Linked DNA regions of Homo sapiens: region 1 is linked to region 2. A link is a contact called in ENCODE Hi-C or POLR2A ChIA-PET data. All regions are on one chromosome and are shown on one strand. The core of a region is the stretch at or near the end of the contact, and the rest is flanking DNA. Distances in the headings are between cores, read along the strand shown. Region 1 holds the start of CDKL1 (cyclin dependent kinase like 1). Region 2 holds the start of VCPKMT (valosin containing protein lysine methyltransferase).

The links. A loop is a pair of places that touch in the nucleus more often than their neighbours do. ChIA-PET counts read pairs that join two places held with the same protein, here RNA polymerase II (POLR2A). Pooled maps may share reads with other maps.
Region 1: a loop to region 2 is called in a pooled map, with 4 times the contacts of the local background. The contact joins the promoter of CDKL1 here to the promoter of VCPKMT in region 2. A Hi-C loop is called at or near these places in 2 of 50 pooled maps. POLR2A ChIA-PET finds 5 or more read pairs at or near these places in 2 of 52 experiments (Panc1 and T-cell).

Annotation. Positions count from the first base shown.
Region 1 is chr14:50,391,818-50,399,325 of GRCh38, forward strand. It overlaps CDKL1 (cyclin dependent kinase like 1), which reads right to left and starts at 5,064. Exons shown (of 10, transcript NM_004196.7): 1 at 5,007-5,064; 2 at 3,884-4,512. The coding sequence starts at 4,051. RefSeq lists silencers at 4,768-5,217, 5,157-5,382 and an enhancer at 4,976-5,475.
Region 2 is chr14:50,113,594-50,120,822 of GRCh38, forward strand. VCPKMT (valosin containing protein lysine methyltransferase) reads right to left here and starts at 2,979. Exons shown (of 6, transcript NM_024558.3): 1 at 2,694-2,979; 2 at 2,476-2,586; 3 at 2,246-2,318; 4 at 692-811. The coding sequence starts at 2,959. It overlaps SOS2 (SOS Ras/Rho guanine nucleotide exchange factor 2), which reads right to left. Exons shown (of 23, transcript NM_006939.4): 22 at 6,682-6,791; 23 at 3,537-5,260. The coding sequence ends at 4,751. RefSeq lists an enhancer at 2,916-2,975.

The sequences.
Region 1 (7,508 bases), core at 3,814-6,313, 280 kb after region 2:
CATACAAATGTACTTCTCACTCGTATAATAAAAACAACCACAAAAAAAACCTGTCTTCAGCCCACATCTTTACGAACACCTCTGCCCCATTTTTGTCTTCCTTTTGTAATAAAACTCTTCAAAACAGTTGCCCATATCATTATCTCCACTTTGTTCCTCTCGTCTCTCTTAATCCCTTGCTGATGAAGGTTTCATTCCTGCCTCTCCACTCACACAGCTCTTGTCAAGGTCGCCAAAGACCCTCACATGATCAAAGCCAATGGCTAATCCTAAATCTACTAATGGAGACACAGAGCATCCCCTCACTTTTGAACAATCTTCTTCACTAAGCTTTTAAGAACACTATGGCCAGGAGCGGGGGCTCACGCCCATAATCCTAGCACTTTGGGAGGCCAAGGTGGGCGGGTCATTTGAGGTCAGGAGTTTGAGACCAGCCTGACCAACATGGTGAAACCCTCTCTCTACTAAAAATACAAAAAGTGGCCAGGTGTAGTGGCAGGCACCTCTCATCCCAGCTACTTGGGAGGCTGAGGCAGGAGAATCTCTTGAACCTGGGAGGCGGAGGTTGCAGTGAGCTGAGATTGTGCCACTGCACTCCAGCCTGGGTAGCAGAGTGAGACTGTCTCCAAAAAAGAAATAATAATAATAATAATAATAATAATAATAATAATAATGAAAGAACATTGTTCTATGGGGTTTCCTACCATGCAGATCGCCTCTTCTTGCCTCCCTTGCCGGTTCCTTTTCATCTTCCTGACCCCCAAAGGCTGGGTACACCAAGCTTCCACCTTTAGTACCTGTCCCTCCATCCCACATGGTGACCTCCTCCGGTCCCACAGCTTTAAATACCATCGATATGCTTATGTCCCCCAACTCTGTCTCCAACCTGGACTTCCCCTGAATGCCAGACTTGTGTAGTCAACTGCCTACTTTACAAGTCTCCTTGGGTTCACAACTCAAACTTAACCTGTCCAAAACAGAGCTCTTCATCTCCTTTCCCCCACATTTGCACCTGGGTCTCTCTATCACAGTGAACAATCTCCTCATTCTTCCAGTCAATCAGTCAAAAACCTTGAAATTGTTCTTGATTTCTCATCCAATCATTAGATTCCTATGTGCTCTTCTTTCAGAAGAAATCTAGAATATGACTTGATCCTGCCGGACCCTGGCTTCCCCCTTCCTTCTCTCCCTGGCCTGTTAGCACCCACTGGGCATCTTGGCTAAGACACTGGGTTATTACCTGTGTTCCCTCAATATAGGGTGCTTTCTACTTATGCACCTTTTCCTAGGATAGAGTGTCTGCCTGAAATGCCTTATCTCTCATTCCACGTTTCCCTAAACATTTCAAAGTTCAGCTCAAACATGCCTCCAATCACTTTATTTTCACCATTCAACAAGCACCTAAAGAGTTCTTACCAGGCAAGGGTACACATGCCCTGCTCACTGGGAACCCAGTCTATAAGGGGTGAGAGCCAAAGGGCAATTCAACTTACCTCCCTTCCAAGAGCTGAGCTTCTGAAAGACAGGGTGTACAACTTTGCATAAACATCGTTTTAGGCACAACTGGGGCTCTATGAGTATTTACTGAATCCATAAATGGAGAAAATAAAATGTTCATTTACCATACCCTCAATTCACCTACTCAACAAATATTTATTAAGTATCTTTATTTTATAAGTGACAGGGTCTCACTGTCACCCAGGCTAGATAGAATACAGTGGCCTAATCATAGCTCACCATAGCCTTGAACTGCTGGGCTTAAGCCATCCTCTTGCCTTGGCCTCTTTCCTTAGTAGCTAGGACCACAGGCACGCACCACCATGCCCAGCCTAGTACGTATTATGTGTTAGGAATATCACACAACTCTGAAAAGTTACAGCTTTAAAGAACAGACTCTACCTATAATCTAGTCCCACCATTTCATAGAGATCAGTGGTGTCTACATCTGTGCACTTAATTTGGAGAGTGGGGTGCTGCATGCTTTGAAATCAGGCTCATGTGTACACAACCCCATCCTTTGGAGGATATCAATATTCAGATAAGAGAACACATTTGACTTCCCCATTTATTGGCAACATCCACCTTTGTTAAGAGTTTATTTTGTTAACTTTTTTTTCCAATCCAACAATGACATTTTTTGGAGGCCTAGATGTGCCAACTAGTGTGCTTTGGGGATATAGAGCTACAGAGGCAAGGTCTCCATCCCAGAAGAACTCAATGAATTTGGGGAGCTATCACTGTTAATGTAGTATTGATAAAGTGTAGTGAGAGATTTGAAAGGAGCATTCACAAAAGTAATCTTCAGAATCAGAAAAAGAGTATCTTTCTGCAAGAAACAGATTTTCTTTCAGGTAAATGAACCCTTTGAAATGTAATGATCACCTCCTCCCCTGGGAAAGCCTGAGGAAGTGAAAATGCCCAACAGCCTCTCCCTGTGTACAGAGAGGGTAAGGGTAGGGTGACCCGGGCAGGGGGATGGTCAAAACACTGCAGGTCTCACCCCTGCCCATGGGAGCACTCCCCTGCGGGGCTTTGGAAGCATCTCCTCTCAATAGATAATATCCTGTTGGTTAAGAACATTCCAAACCTAAATAGAGAAGTTGCCCTGTTACCCACCCATTCCAATTTATCCAAAGCTTGCTACTTTCCATTTAGGTTCCTTATCTAGAAGTGACCCCACACACTTATCCATGGGCACAAGATTTGTAGAGTGATCTGGAGAAAATGGAGAAGCAAGAATAATAGTAAATCCCCTGGAAGTTTCATTCATCTGTCTCTCATCAAGTAGCTCTTCCCTTGTCACATAGTAGTTATACAGGTCAGAACAGAGAGGCCATAACTGAAACAAAGTTGACCTCCACCATATTCATTACATGTCACCTTTCACATTGCGATTTGGATTTTACCTTCACAGAAGTTCTGTAAAGTAGTCTCTCCATTAGCGAAAAACACACTTTCAGCTTGTAATAAATACCTTTCCCCCCTCTGATATCATGTTATTTTTAGGGTTAACTAATAAACATTTGAAAAGTGATCAGGCCAGGCTCGATGGATCATGCCTGTAATCCCACCACTTTAGGAGGCCAAGGTGGAAGGATCACTTAAGGCCAGGAACTCGAGACCAGCCTGGCCAACATAGCAAGATCCCATCTCTAAAAAATGTTAAAAAAAATTAGAAAGTGATCATTTCACTTCTTTAAGAAAAACGCTTCTTTTTAGAAACGGGACATGATGATGCTCAGCAGTAAATACATATGAGGTGTAATGAGAATCTGTGAGCTTCCTAGCAGTTTGAAAACAGGTAAATGTTAATTCTCTTAATAGACTGAGTATACCAATAGGAAATACCTTAGAAGTTTAAAAATCAACAATGCCAGCAAAATTGAATTGTCTTACATTCCTATACTATCAAATTGTAATGGTCCTTGAAAACCCAGGTCTACAGGTGGGAGAGAAATTATGGGGAAGAAAAATAAATATCCCACAGCATCTCTAAAAGTGAATGCCACCTTACCTGGCACTTTTGTCTCTGCTTTCTAGTTCATTATATAATTAGTGACTTGTGCACAGATATCCCATTTGTGTCACTGAAGTCAAAAGGCTATGAAGTAAGATATAACCATGTCCCATGACATTCTTTTAACATAACATGACTCACTTTATTTCTTTCATCCCTAAAAATTCACTTTAAAGAAAAAGTGGATCCCGGAGCAGTGGCTAGAACCTGTAATCCCAGCTACTCAGGAGGCTGAGGCAGAAGCATGGCTTGAGCCCAGGAGTTCCAGGCTGCTGTGAGCTATGATCACATGGCTGCACTCCAGCCTGGGAGACAGAGTGAAACCCTGTCTCGAAAAAGAAAAAAAAGGAAAAGTGAATCAATTACCTTGAGCATTCGGATTTCCCGAAGGGCAATTTTCTTTATGACAGGGTCATCTTCTGATTCCAGAAACTTCTTGATGGCCACAATCTGACCCGTGTCCCTGTTTCTACATTTGAAAACAACTCCATAGGATCCTTCTCCAATTTTCCCAATTTTTTCATACTTCTCCATCATAGAGGAATAAATCTTCTTAAAATGGATCTTCAGCCGAGAATGGTGGCTCACGCCTGTAATCCCAGCACTTTGGGAGGCTGAGGCGGGCAGATCACCTGAGGTCAGGAGTTCGAGACCAGTCTGGCCAACATACTGAAACTCCGTCTCTACTAAAGATACAAAAAATTAGCCGGGTGTGGTGATGGGCGCCCGTAGTCCCAGCAACTCAGGAGACTGAGGCAGGAGAATCGCGTGAACCTGGGAGGCGCAGGTTGCAGTGAGCCGAGATCGCGCCACTGCACTCCAGCCCGGGCGACAGAGCGAGATTCCGTCTCAAAAAAAAAAAAAAAAAAAAAAAAAAAAGAAAGAAAGAAAAGAAAAGAAAGGATCTTCACATAGTTTGAAAACGTCGCTTATAAAATATTGGCACCAACGGACTGCACTAGAGCCCCACCCAACGATGAGTGTTTGTCACGGTCCTAGAACAGAACAGCACATGTTAAGGAATGAAGAGTGTACCCGTGTCGGCAATGGCAACGCGATCAGGAGTAACAGCCTAGAGTTAGCTGCCTCCAGTAACCCGATTTTAATCGCCCGTTAAATACCCTGTAAGTTAAAATGTAACTTGCCATCCTAAAACGAGCCGAGCTGTAAGATAAGCTATCTTTTTAACGTTATCGTTCATCCGATCTAAGACACCTGAGCTGGCTGGAGTACGGGGAGGGCTAAGGGCTTCCCCGGTTCTAATTTCGGGTCTCATTTCCCTGCGGCAAGAAGACACCTCCCGGCTCCCCGCGGAGGCGGCGGCGAGGCTTGGCCGCAGGAGACCAACCCGCGCCCCGCGCCCCACGCCCCCGGGACTGGGAAAACCCTCCCGCGCCCGGACGTGCACCTCAGCCGCGCCGCGCAGCATGGAGCGGTGCCACGTGTTGGCCAGGGACGGCCCGCGCCTCCTTGCCCGCCCGGGACTCACGGCGCCGCGGCGGTCAGGGACGGGCCTGGCTCCCGCCTCGCCTTCTTCCGCCCAGCTCGGCTCGGCGTGGCTCGGCCCGCGATCCCTATGGGAACCGGCTCCCGCCCCGGGTCTGCCTGGGCGGGGCCGCCGCGCCCCAGCTTCCCACCCCCGGCCCGGCCCAGCCCGGCCGCCCTCCCGGCTGCAGGGAAAGGCCTCGGAGGGCCGCCCTCCGTCCATGGGAGCTGTCCTGACCGCGGGCCGAGTCCTGCTGCCGGGAGAGCAGACCTGCTAGATTTGCAAACTTCCGCAGGCCGTGCAAAGCGCAGCTGTAACCGCGTCTGCGGAGCAAGACGCCTGCGCTAGGAGCCCCTCCTGAGCGGTCCACATTTCCCTGCAACAGCAGTCCCCACACCTCAGAACCGCGGTTATTCCCTTTGGTCCCTTGGAGGCATCTTCTGTGTCTGTGCTGATCAGTGCTGCGGCGTCAGTGAATGAATGAGAGGGAGAAAGGAAAGAAGAGGAAGGCGTGACTGCAGAAATTGCTTAAAGTCAGCACTTTCCTCTACAGTAGGGAAGGTTCCACGGCAGTCTTCTGCTGTGGGACTTTTCTGGTGTGGGAGGTGGAAGCTTACAGAGTCTGCCTTAATTGTTTTTGGTTCCTTTCCCCCATCTTTCTCCCAACGGACTCCTACTGCTCAAATCTGAGCACACTGGCGGGAAGCGGATGGACCTGGGGAAATTATGAAATCATGTCAGTTGCCACTGGGCAGAGTGCCTCACACTTTATCATCCGTCCCGTTCCCAGTGCCAGCATCAATGCGGGTACTTGTCCTGGAAGCAGTACCCGAGGAGAGAAAATTAACACAGTGTCTATGAAACAGGGGCCAATCCCGTGTCAAGCAGCATGCTACTAAATGTAAACCCAGGAAGGGTTCAGAAAGGAGCCTGGAGCTGAGGAGAGAGGGCTGGTGGCTGCCCTGGAAACCCAGTACAAGGATGGCCTAGAGGTGGTCTGTGAACAGAAATTGTTTGCAAATGGCAACCATTGATCTGTTTTCTGTCTCTATAGTTTTGCCTTTTCCAGAATGTCATGAAAATGGAATCAGACCGTATGTAGCCTTTTGAGGATAGAGGATCTCCCCCACCACCCCAACTCCAGTGAGCTTTCAGATGAGATTGTAGCCCCAGATGACAATGTAAGTTCAATCTTGTGAGAGACCTTGAGCCAGGGGCACCCAGCTAAGCCATACTTGGGTTCCTGACCTCTAGAAACTGAAATATGTTTGCTATTATGTTTTGGGGTAATTTGTTATGCAACCATATGTATCTAACACAGAAGCCTTTTATTAATAGGAGGTTGAGAAAGTTCACTTTCATTCCTAGTTTGCTTAGTGTTTTTGTTTGCTTTTTAAAATTATGAATGGATGTTGAATTTTATCAAATGCATTTCTTCATCTAGAGGTGATCATTTCCTTTTCCTTTCTTTTCTTTTTTTTTTTTAATTGAGAGGGAGTCTCGCTCTGTCACCCAGGCTGGAGTGCAGTAGTGTTATCACTGCTCACTGTACCCTTGAACTCCTGGGCCTAAGCAATCCTCCCACTTCTGCCAGGCCTGAGTAGCTAGAATTATAGGTGTGCACCACCTAATTGTTTTTATGTAGTCTGTTGATACGGTGAATTATATTGATTTTTAGATGTTGAACCAACCTTTTGTTCCTGGGATAAACCCAACTTATTTATGATTTTATCATTTTAATGTATTGCTGGATTTGATTAGTAATATTTTATTGGAAATTTTTACATTCATGTTTTGAGAGATATTGATGTATAGTTTTCTTGTAATATCTGCTAATTTTGGCATCAGGATAATGCTGATCTCAGAAAATGAGTTGGGAAGTGTTTATCTTCCCTTTTATTTTCTAGAGATGTTTACATTAAATTGGTATTATTAATTCCTTAAATGTTTGGAAGAATTTTTTTTGTTTTTTTTTTTGAGACAGTCTTGCTCTGTCATCCAGGCTGGAGTGCAGTGGTGTGATCTTGGCTCACTGCAACCTCTGCCTCCCAGGCTCAGGCGATCCTCTTGCCTCAGCCTCCAAAGTAGGTGTGCCACCACGCCTGGCTAATTTTTGTGTTTTTTGTAGAGACAGGGTTTCACCATATTGCCTAGGCTGGTCTCCAACTACTGAGCTCAGATAATCTGCCTGCCTCAACCTCCCAAAGTGCTGGGATTACAGGCATGAGCCACTGCACCCCGCCTTCTAATATAAGCATTTAATGCCATAATTTTTCCTGTAAGCACCACTTTAAATACATCACAGAAATCTTAATATGTTGTATCATCATTTTCATTCAGTTCAAAATATTTTTTTTTTTTTTTTTTTTTTTGAGATGGAGTCTCACTCTGTCACCCAGGCTAGAGTGCAATAGTGTGATCTCGGCTCACTGCAACCTCCGCCTCCCAGGTTCAAGCGATTCTCCCACCTCAGCCTCCCAAGTAGCTGGAACTACAGGCATGCAC
Region 2 (7,229 bases), core at 1,729-4,228:
AGACAAAAAGTTTAAAAAACAAAAAAAAAGACCCTAAAAATAGACAGGTATCTAGGTTGGAGGTTTCATAAATATGTAGAGAAAAACACAGAAGTAAAAACTTATCACTTGGCAACATGGGAAAACCCCATCTCTACAAAAAAATACAAAAAGTTAGCCGGGTGTGGTGGTACATGCCTATAGTCCCACTTACTTGGGGGCGGGGGGGGGGGGGGGTGACACTGAGGCAGGAGGATCACTTGAGCCCAGGAGGTTGAGGATGCAGTGAGCCCTGACTGTGCCACTGCACTCCGGCATGGGCTACAGGGTGAAACCCTGTCTCAAAACAAAAACAACTTATCACCTGCACATTTCTATCACGTATTCTCCAAAGGTAATACATACATCATTGAGATGTTCCCCAAAGGCAGCATCATGTTTAATAAACACTGAAAACTGTTCTTAAAAAGGAGTGGCACCCGTATTAACATTCTTCTGTAGCCATAGATCAACTAATTAGAAATGAAATAAAGTATCAGAAAAGATGAAAAAGGGGAGCTTCGTAGAATCATGGGCTGTGAAGATCCTTTCCTCAGCTTCACACAAACAGCATGTTTTCCCCACCCAAAATTACCATAATATACTTGAAGAGTCACATACAGCCCCCCTGAAGGGAAATCACTACAAAGATAATAGAGTACTTAATACTTACCTCAAAATATTTTTTCTCAATTTCTGGATTTTTCCCCATTGTTCGTTGTTCATAACAACATATAATACAAGTTTCAAATCCGCTGATATCTTTTAGAGTTTTCAGCAATGGCTCCAAAGACTATTTAAAAAAGAATATATTTTTTGTTTTTGATTTAAAAATTTTTCTACTCTAAAAGTAGGTTGAGGAGGTACAGGGGTATTTATAGCTCCCCTACAATTTATCCATCTTTGAATCAATCCAACAAAGCACATGTAATTAAAGCTCTAGGCTAGGTGCAGTGGCTCACACCTGTAATATCAACACTTTGGAAGGCAGAGGTGGAAAGATCGCTTGAAAGCAGGAGTTGAAGACCAGCCTGGAGAATACAGCGAGAGACAAACCACCCCCCGCAACACCTTACAAAAAATTTAAAAATTAGCCAGCATGCTGGTGCACACCTATAGTCCCAGCTATTGAGGAGGCTGAATGGGAGGATTACTTGAGCCTCAGGAGCTCGAGGTTACAGTGAGCTATGATCACTCCACTGCACTACAACATGTGTGACAGAGCAAGACCCCTATCTTAAAACAAAAACAAACAAACAAAAACCCCTCTGTAACTAATGATTGGGTAAGCTCCTGTTAACTAAACCATGTACTGATTTTGGTTTCCAGAAAAAGGATTCAGATGACTGCATTTTGGAGTTCTCATGGGAAACAAATGGAATCAACCTTACTCTTAAAAGTTTAATTTTATTTAATCTAATTTGGGATTTAAATAATCAACGATTTCCCTACAAAAGTTAAATCTGACCCTAACTTGGTTCAATGCTAATTATTTTTAAAATAATCGATGCCCACAACACTATACAAACTGATGTTTTTTTTTTTTTTTTTTTTTTTTGAGACAGAGTTTTGCTCTTGTTGCCCAGGCTGGAATGCAATGGCATGATTTCGGCTCACTGCAACCTCCGCCTCCCAGGTTCAAGCGATTCTCCTGCCTCAGACTCCCAAATAGCTAGGATTACAGACATGCACCACCACGCCTGGCTAATTTTGTATTTTTAGTAGAGACAGGGTTTTGCCATGTAGGTCAGGCTGGTCTCGAACTCCCGACCTCAGGTGAGCCACCTGCCTTGACCTCCCAAGTGTTGGGATTACAGGCGTGAGCCACCGCGCCCGGCCCAAACTGGTATTTAAAGAAAAGAACAATGAATTATTTATAACTTAATTCTCAATGTCATGGTTAACATGTTCCGTGGGAACAACCAAGGGAAAAAGAGAGGATTTTGGCTTTTCATAACATCCAATTGGCAAAATCCTTTAAAATTTTTACAGAAGCCTCTAGTAAAATGCATATAACACTTTTCTCAACATGCTTCACCAGGTCGGTATGATAATGATGAGCGTATATACATATGGTCCCTGGTGACTTTTATCTTCTCTTTACTGCATCAACTATAAGGCAAATCCCGGATTCAAAGATGTTAAAATGTGAAGAAACGTGTGCTTTAGAATTCATGGAATAAGGTTCATCTTCTAAGTGAAGAGACTTCGCTCACTGGATACTTACCTCTTCATAGTATATGCAGTCGGCCATCAGTATGAAGTCGGGTGGAGAAGGAAAGCCTTCTATTTCTTCCCCCCTTAAAAATGCCAAACAAATATTTCAATTGTTTTAATAATTCAAAATACTCTTGTTTTATAAAGAACCGGAAAGTCCCCTTCCATCCTTTTAATGAAACGCAATTCAAAACAAACTACAAATCAATATCTTAAAACAAGCTGAAAGGCCATACAAACCATTTCAGTACCTTGGCTTGAACAGAACCAGTGACAAGATGCTTGTTCATATTAATATTCATCTTCAGCAAGTCTTGCAATTCCTCAAGATCGGTGACTACAACATCAGCCCTATAAAATAACGTCGACTGAGGTGTAGGCACAGGGGGGAAAGCCTGTAATCCGGATTTCCCCAGCAAGAAGGCGCCCCCACATCCCGCCCGCCCGCCAGCTCTTACCCGAGGGTAGCAGCCATGAGCCCCACGGCCCCGGTGCCCGAACCCAGCTCCAGCACCGACCGCCGGCTCAGCGCGTGGGCCCCGTCGCCAGAAAACTCGGGCGTTTCCAGGTATTTAGAAAGGACAATGGCAGCGTCCCACACAACGCAACCCACGCCACCGGAGCTATACTGCTGTAGTCGTAGCACTGTACCATCCCGCTTCTCCAAAACTCGCACAAAGCTCCGCAGTGGGTCCTCCAGCGAGGACTCCAGCGTATCCGCCATTGCGCCCGGCAACAGAAAGCGGCGCGCGCAGGGACGTCACATCAACGCGCACCGCCCCGCCCTGCGGCTCCGCCCCCTGCCCGCCGCTGAGTTGGCGACGCAGCGCGCGCGAGTTAACAAAGCCCGGAAGGCAGCGTTACCTGGGCGGGGCCGAGCGTGGGGCCCCTGCTTACCCGACGCGCTTGGCAGCCTCCCTCTACCCTAAATCACACGTTTGGCTTAACGAAGAGGCCGTTTAAATCACTTTCCCAGACAAAACTATTATAATCTGCTCTTTAAAAAACAAAGCCAACCTCAGAGTTTACCAAGTTGGACACTTGATTTACATAGTAGTTACAAGGCTTAAATGCAATCAGCTTCCAAGATCCTACCAAAGATGGCTATAATCTTACAATCTTCCTTTTCAAGTTCCTAGTATGCTCCTAGTTTTTTGTATGAATTCATAAAAGTGGTTGCTAGAAGCCTGCAGCTCACATTTAACAGTGAAGAAAAAATTGTGTGTGTGTGTGTGTGTGTCTATAGGACTCAACAATCTCCCCCTTTGTTCCTTATAATGAAAACACATATTTTAAAAGTCTTTTAAAAATTAAGACTGGGGTGATTTATTAATCTTGTTAAGAACTCTGATACAAAGCACAGTAAAAGGCCACAAACCAGTAAATAAACAACGTGGCTTTTGGCTACTTTACAACTGCTGCTACAGCACTATCAGCAAAACACTCTATCACTTTGAACGAAGGCATCCAAATGGCAAATAAAAGCTTTACTCACTTATCTGATTAAAATGTTTAATAAAGCTTTAAGTATTTGCTGGTTTAAATATTACCAATCTAAAAAATATATTTAAAAAAAATTTCAGTTAACACGAGATTTATAGAGAAAGTTACTAGGTCTTGAAGGCAAGGCAGTTGGTTCCTATGCCATAGAATTTTTTTTGAATTTATGAATTAGTAAAGTAGCAGATTGTATTATAGGCCTCAAGTCACTTAAATTTATATAGGTTATTAGCAGTATCTTTAAATATACAATATAAACAAAACTGTACATACATGGCATATTAACTGTTTTCCATAACAATAGGCAATTCATTAGCTAAAGACGTCATAGTCTGCAAAAACAAAAGGCACATCTGAATGAGATACATGCCCTTTTTCCCTCCATCATTGGGTTATGTAGTCTTTGTTTACATTTTGACAAAATAATAAACACTTACAGTGCCATTCTATTATTTTCATCCTACTTTTCATTTTTGTCTTCAGCAGCAAATACCGGCATTTAAGACATGGCATTAAAGAGTTTAAGAACAGTTGGTGTTATTCACAATTCTCCTAGATGTAAAAACTAGAAGTAAAAACTAGAAGATGGTCAAAGAGGTTTAAAAATCAGTAACACCATATACCCCTCCCATATTTGTGTAAATTCACTGCCTTAAAAAGGCATCTATTACTCAAATTTGAAAAATTTCACAAAAGCACTATCCCTTTTCAGTGCAATCATGTCACTTTAAACCATATTTTTGCAGAGTTTACAGTGCAAATATAAATTCTTTATACTGGCCTTTTGGCAGCACTGAGGATCCAAGACAAGGCAATGCTACTGATCACCTGAGGATAATGGTGAAGGACTTTTGTATTTTTATTTTTCCAATTCTTAAAAGCTTATTTGATCAGTAGCATTTTTGTAAGAGCATTATTTGTAAAAAGTACTAAAATACTATGTCTTTTTTTGAATAAATTAAAAAAAAAACTTTACAAATACCATTCCAGTGTCAATGACTACATATGGCTAAGGTCATTGGGGAGTTTCTGCATTTTCTAGCAAAGGCAGTCTGTACAATGGGGGGTGCGAAAGCTCCCGTTTGTAAGTCTTTGGTGGCAGTTTTGGCAGATGAGGGCTTGAATTCTGCCTTGGTGGAACAGGGGGAGCTGGAGGATGAGCAAGATTATTCTGACTAGAACTGAGCACATAGCATCGACGCGGTACCCTTGGAGAGGGTGTGCTAGGAGGAGTGCTTGGCGAATTTGGACACGTACTAATGTCTCTGAGCCAGTCTGAATCTCTGTGAAGATGCCCCAGTGGAGGTGGCTGAAGATTAAATGGACAGTTTATAAAGTGTTCTGGAGGCCGAAGGGGAACTGGTGGAGGGGTATCAGGAAGAGGATCTCTTGGTGGTGGCGGAGGTGGACTATGCAGAGGCCCATCAAATGCACCAGTAGGAACAGGAACTCTGGGTTTTACCTTTGGAGGAGGAGGCTGTCTCGGTGGAATAGCAGGAGGATCATCATCAGATTTCATATTTCCCTCAAAAAAAAAAGTAATTAAATTATACCTCTATTCTGAAAAATTAAAAAAAAAAATTTTTAAGTCTGAAAAATTCTTACTTGTCAAGTTAAATTCAGAGGCTCAAAATAAACTAATCTGGGTTAATTATCAGATTATGAGTACTCCTAGATTAATTCAGGGCTGGGTTTAATATTTTTATATATGAGATGTTTTAATTTAAGTCTTAGGTCCTAACTCTTTATCTTGCTTTGTGTATACATTTCAGAAATTTATGTATTTTAATTATAATAGTAGGTAAGTGACAATAATTTATTGCTTTATAGACATGAAAGGACATGATGTCTAGAGGACTTTAATGTCTAGCTTCTGCTTACTGGGCATCTACTGCTACTTTCTCCAGTGAGGCTTAGAGCAGTAGATCTCAAAGTGTGATCCAGAGACCAACAACATCAGCATCAGTAGGGAACTTGTTAGAAAAGCAAATTCTTGGGCCCCATCCTAGACTACTGAATCAGAAACTCTGGAGGTGTGGCTCCACAGTCTGATTTTACCAAGCCTTTCAGGTAATTCTGATGCACCCTTAAAATTTTGAGAAGCATTAGTTGAAAGTTTGAAGAATACTTGGAATACTACTGAAGTTTTTTTCCACCTGTACCAGAAAGAAAATGTACTTCCAGCCTCTTTTTTATTTTTTTATTTTTATTTTTAGTTTTTGAGACAGAGTCTTGCTCTGTCGCCCAGGCTGGAGTGCAATGGTGCGATCTTGGCTCACTGCAACCTACCTTCACCTCCCAGGTTCAAGTGATTCTCCTGCCTTAGCCTCTTGAGTAGCTGGGATTACAGGTGCCCGCCACCATGCCCGGCTAATTTTTGTATTTTTAGTAGAGACAGGGTTTCACCATATTGGCCAGGCTGGTCTTGAACTCCTGACTTCAGATGATCTGCCTGCCTCAGCCTCCCAACCAGCCTTTTTTTTTTTTTTTTTTTTTTTTGAGACAAGAGTTTTGCAATTGTTGCCCAGACTGGAGTGCAGTGGCACGATCCTGGCTCACTGCAACCTCCAACTCCCAGGTTCAAGCGCTTCTCCTGCCTCAGCCTCCCCAGTAGCTGGAATCACAGGCACCCGCCACCACACCCAGCTAATTTTTTGTATTTTTAGTAGAGATGGGGTTTCATCATGTTGACCAGGCTGGTCTCGAACTCCTGATCTCAGGTGATCTACCCGCCTGGCATGAGCCACTGCGCCCGGCCCAGCCTCTTATTTAGAAAAGGTTTTTATAAGGATTAAACAACTAAAAGTATTTTTCAAATATAACAACCCAAATGCTGAAAAACCATAAATGGTAGCCAAAGTATAATTCACAGACTCTTTATAACACTAGGCATTATTTTGAAGATTCACAACTTTGAATAAGTTGGAGTAAAGTCCTGTTGATTACCTTGGAATTTGAAGCATCATGATCAAACTTTTTTCGAGGAGGAAGAGGAGGAGGAATCAGGGGCTCTTCACTTAGTTTATGTAAACTACCACATGAACTAAAGAAAGACTCTGGGGGAGAAAAAGACTAGTTTAACCACAATTCACAGTATAAGATAAACCTTTATCACAATTTGTGATCGATACTTCTACCATGGCATTTGTCAGACTGTATCAACTATTGGTTTATCTATCTTCCCCCATTAAATTGTAAGCTTTCTGCAGGGAGTGTGTATTTATTTCTGTGTCTCTAGCACCAACCATAGTGCCTGGGGCATGATGGGTACTTCAGCTAAATGAAGGTGTACTATTTAATTATGATTAATGAGATTCTGCTCCCTGAAAAGCCTTTCACAAATCAAAACAAAACATGTCTAAATACACTGTAGTAACTTCCAAAGAAAGACCATCCTAATCAGAGACCTTTTTTTTTTTTTTTTTTTTTGAGACGGAGTCCCACTCTGTCGCCTAGGCTGGAGTGCAATGGCACGATCTCGGCTCACTGCAACC